Linked DNA regions of Homo sapiens: region 2 is linked to region 1. The links are chromatin loops, found by intact Hi-C in ENCODE. Cell type or tissue: mammary epithelial cell. All regions are shown on one strand.

What was found. Hi-C counts contacts between places; a loop is a spot of excess contacts. Peaks named below come from ENCODE experiments on the same cell type or tissue, not always from the same donor. Only the 100,000 strongest peaks of a DNase experiment are listed, where the experiment ranks them.
Region 2: it touches region 1 in a loop (5-fold over the local background); 9 of 110 quality-filtered maps call a loop at or near these places.

Annotation. Positions count from the first base shown.
Region 1 is chr15:49,234,682-49,237,181 of GRCh38, reverse strand. It overlaps GALK2 (galactokinase 2), which reads right to left. Exons shown (of 10, transcript NM_002044.4): 4 at 1,241-1,331. Among named protein-coding and RNA genes, the nearest start is that of GALK2, 66 kb to the right of the region's middle. In mammary epithelial cell, a CTCF peak has its summit at 1,416 (motif pointing left); no DNase peak of the experiment used is centred here.
Region 2 is chr15:49,901,399-49,903,898 of GRCh38, reverse strand. The region is part of intron 20 of ATP8B4 (ATPase phospholipid transporting 8B4 (putative)); the gene reads left to right. Among named protein-coding and RNA genes, the nearest start is that of ATP8B4, 220 kb to the left of the region's middle. In mammary epithelial cell, a CTCF peak has its summit at 1,402; a DNase peak (open chromatin) is centred at 518.

The DNA.
Region 1 (2,500 bases):
TGCTCAAAAATAACACAAAGCAACATGCATTATTTAGGCCACTTTACCCATATGCTGCAAAAAGGCATGTTGTTACAAGGAAGATTAAAATTGCATTTGCCAGGCAAATGCTTCCAAATACTGTAATTCCCACTAATGCATATGATAAGCCAGATGATTTGAAGATTTAAAACCTGCCAATAACTTTTCCTGTAAGTTATTACCATGTGTCTGAGAGAAAGGAAAACACAAAAGAAAGAAAGAAATGAATTCATTAACTTTAAGAACAAAAACCACCACTGTTACAGTATAGGACTACACATTAGAAATAAATTTGATGTATTTCTGTAATGGATGTGCCACTAAGTCCTAGCTGCTCATTACAAAGTTTCAGATAGGACTGCCAGGCAGTAAGGAACACAAGCTCTCTAAAACATGGGTCAGTTTGTTTGTTTACTTTTAGCTCACAAAGGCAAAATTTACTTCTTATTGTCCTACTATGATTCTATGCAAGTCACTACATCTAAAATAATTATTGCAATATAAAAGTGGCTCTAAAAACAGCAAATATCAATTTTCTTTTGGTCCTTGATACTTTTTCAATTATGAGAGTGAAAACATTTTATTTTCTTGTTCTTGTATGTAACATTAGAGATTTTCAAAGTAATTATTCAATGTTTCTTGGAAAATACTTATACTAATACATTTCATTATATCTTTTTTTAATCCCATCTGAAGTAGCAATAACAATACTAGCTACCATTTATTAAATGGCTACCATCAAGCTTTATGTAATTCTTTTAACAACTCTTTGTCAGGATAGCAATGACATCATTTTATGGATAAATCTGAGACTTAAGAGGTTAAATTACCACAGCTGAGAAGAGCCCAGATTCAAACCTGGGCTGACTCTAAATCCTATTACAGTATACCCCTATACATCCCAAGTATAAATGTAAATAATAGTATTAAAACATATCCTCAAAAGTATGTTTAAACAAAGATTTTAAAACCAGACAGATGTTTGTCAGATGCACCTATTTATGAACAGCCAGCTGTATAAAAACCACTACTGCCCCCTGTGAACACCACCCCAAAACAGTCATATCTTCCCCACTCTCTGAAACACAAACTAGCAAAATAGAACAGAAGCATCGGTTAGTACTGTAAGGAGATGAAAAAGATGTAGTAAATAAAATAAATCTGACAGAATACACATGATAATCTCAACTGGTAGTAAGTGCCTTATAAACCAATTTACCTGAATTCCTTTAAGTCCACATAAGAAATAGTTGTGCCACAAAGGCTTGGTTTTATCAATCTGGATGTTATTAGCACTAGTACTGAAGTCCCTGCGAAGACAAAAGACACCATTAATTTAAAATCTGTAGGCCTTGAGCTGCAAAATCAATGGATGACTGCTGCCATCTTGTGCCAACACAGCGATACTGACTCTCCTTTACCTTTTATGTTCAAACTGTGTGTCTACAGCAAAACATCTCCAGCTGCTAAGAGTTAAGAGAGGAAGTTGCAGTGGCCTTAGTGACTAAACTACCTCCAACTGACCCTTTTTATTTCCTGAAACACAGAGGAAACAATATATTTCAGAGTAATCTACAACTATTTTCTCTTTCATGTTGGTCCTTGTTAAACTGGTGTAAACCACATGAATGCTTATCCTCTGGGCCTGCTGTTTGGCACACCCCCAAACTGAAACAAGAGTACTCAAAGCCATCTCTGCCACCCATCCAATTTTACCATCTGCACAATTTAAGAAAAAAAAACAAATAAACAAAATGATGATTTTGATGCATAATCAATTTAACAAAATAAGATTCCATGAGTCTATACTAATGTAAGTTAACAAATGAATACAAAGCTAAATGAAGAGGAAAGAAAAACTCTTTATTATGGTAAAATGCTAACTAATAGATATAGAAGGAATGATGTGAATAGAAAAGTCACTACATGGTAAACTGTATGATAATTTGTTTCAGGAAACAATCATCAATGGACTGTTAAACTTAATAAACTGGCTAAACTGGGCTAAACTTAGTAAAAATGTGATGAGAAGCAAGATATTTACAGTATTTCCCCACCAGACACTTATGAACTACAATGGAAAAACATAGTATCTGGGCCAGGCGCAGCAGCTCACACCTCTAATCTCAGCACTTTGGGAGGCCAAGGCAGGCGGATCACAAGTTCAGGAGTTCGAGACAAGCCTGGCCAATATGGTGAAACCCTGTCTCTACTAAAAACACAAAAATTATCTGGGTGTGGTGGTGGGAGCCTGTAGTCCCAGCTACTCAGGAGGCTGAGGCAGAAGAATCGCTTGAACCCGGGAGGTAGAGGTTGCAGTGAGCTGAGATCGTGCCACTGCACCCCAGCCTGGGCGACAGAGCAAGATTCCGTCTCAAAAAAAAAAAAAAGTATCTGATATGGTTTGGCTGTGTCCCCACTCAAATCTCATCTTGAATTGTAGCTCCCATAATTCTCACACGTTGTGGGAGGGACCTGA
Region 2 (2,500 bases), 670 kb before region 1:
TTTTGAGACGGAGTTTTGCTCTTGTTGCCCAGGCTGGAGTGCAATGGCGCCATCTTGGCTCACTGCAACCTCCGCCTCCCAGGTTCAAGTGATTCTCCTGCCTCAGCCTCCCGAGTAGCTAGGATTACAGGCATGTGCCACCAAGCCTAGCTAATTTTGTATTTTTGGTAGAGATGGGGGTTTCTCTATGTTGTTCAGGCTGGTCTTGAACTCCTGACCTCAGGTGATCTGCCCGCCTCAGCCTCCCCAAATGCTGGGATTACAGGCATGAACCACTGTGCCTGGCCACAACAGATCAATTTAACCTTTCAATATAGAGTGCCTTAAGAGGACTGACTAAACGACTCTTTTTTCCAACCATCCTCTTTTCTTCTTTATAGGTTGTATGCAAGCCAGTATGTGCCTAACTATGCTTTGCTGTGCTTGTAGTGACATGGGGCTGTGAATGCCACAGTTGCCTCAACTGTTAATGCGATTCTGCATGCCAAGAATTGTAATAAACTGCCCTTCATTACGCAGCTTGGAAAAAACAGGCACTCTTTTGTTTTAGCATTTGTTATTTGTATTATGTGGTTAAGCATTGTGTGTACGCTTCAAAAATGTATAGCTCATAGTCATTGAAGGGAGTTATGTGTAGCTTTTTCCCTTCCTAATAAATCGTTTTTGTGAGAACCAGCTGGTGTTTGAAGAGCTAAATTCCAGGAAGAAAAAGAAATGACAGCTACAGAGCGTGGGCAAAGGTCTAAAAATATGAAAGCCCAATCTGGCCAAGAGACGTTGGCCTGTACAGAGAAAGTGCAGTGACAATTTCAGCAGAGCCAGAAAAACTGTCCCTTTTCTGCCTGGAAAAGGGTTCATGTGAGATGTTAGGAAGACAGTTTAAGGAGAAAAAAATCCTAAGTAAATAGAATTTCAGCCAATACTTTCATGAACTTCACCCTTCTTTGGAATGTTTTTACTCTCTAAGGGGAAAACAGATTGAGTCATTTATACAGCGAGTGAGAACTTTACTCAAAAGGAGTACTCAGGAGATGTTTTCCCTGTGGTGCTTTCTGAAGTCACAATTTATGAGCTCTGCAACATTGTCAGAGAAATGTTCATTTCCAAGGAACTTGTCTCCCTTGCTTTCTTTATTATTTGGCACTGTACATTTTCATGACTGTGAGGAGGATTCCCTGACATAGTTATCTGATGGGAAAGTCTGATCCTCTCACTTACAACAATGATTTTTCATGTCTGTTCTACTTCCCTCTCCCCTTTGTAACTCCCTAAATTTCACACATAGCACTCTGACTTTATACATCTTTTTCTTTGATTCTGCAAACTGATTGTTAAATGTGTGATATGATTCTTGGAACCATGTGACCTCTGGGTTCCTAAATGCAGATGTGATTTTGGTCTTGGACAGCAGAAGGAGATATTGAGCTAGAAGTTAATGTATCTTTTTGTATCATTTTTATTTTTAAACTTAGTATGTAAACAATTGGTGTTACATTTTCAAATAATTAGACAGCTGAGGGCTAAAACAGTTGTTTTGGTAAGTGGACATTCTCTTCTTTCAGAGGAGCCTCAGCATAAAACCATTTTAATAAATATTTTCTACACAGGATGAGTAATTTCATTTCGCCAAAAGACACAATATTCACTTTCTGGTCTTCTCTCACTCTCCATGTTCTCCTGAGTGCTCATTTTGTAAATGCCAGTTATGACCCATGCTGGATAGTTCTCTGGTCGTGGTTGAAGCTTCTGTAGGTTTGTCAGCTTGCCTTATGTTACTTCAAAGCCTGCACTCAACTGTTCTTGAAGAGGAATTTCCCTTCCTTTAAGGGCATCATCTTTCCATTTTGGAGAGAACAGTAGAATGCCACTTCTAAGTGTGCTATGTCACCATACAATCTTCCTCTTAGATGGCAGAGATGCATGGGATGTGAGCAGGATTGCTTTATAGCTACTGCTAATTAGATCTAGAGCATTTGGAGGGCGTTTCCATTTGGAACAACCCTCTATATTTTGGTGTCTAGTTTTTTTCCTAGAAGATTTATTCTATTTTTTAAGCTGAATACAATTTTTGCTTAAAATGTTCTATCCTATTATAATGGCTATGCCAATTCAGTAAGTACCATCATTTTTCTTCTTGTTAAATTTTTTTTAAAAAATATGTTTCTCAGAGGACTATTTTAAGCTGGATCGTATTACATTGTACCTCAAATTGATGAATTTATTTTATATATAGATGTCCTGGAATTCCTAGAAGATTTCATCAATTGTCTTTAGTCTTGTGCTTTCCATTATTTAACAGCATGCCTGCCAGATAGTGGTTCTTAAGCCCTTGAAGCTCAGACAGTCTTAAGTACCAAATCTATCAAGATCCCCTAGTTCAAACACAGCTCAAGATGGTGATTTAGCTTTTAGGTCATTTTAAACATTCAAGATATTGTATTTTCATTATGTTTACTCTCCTACATCCTGGAATTTGGAAATTTGCTAAGATATTCCCATC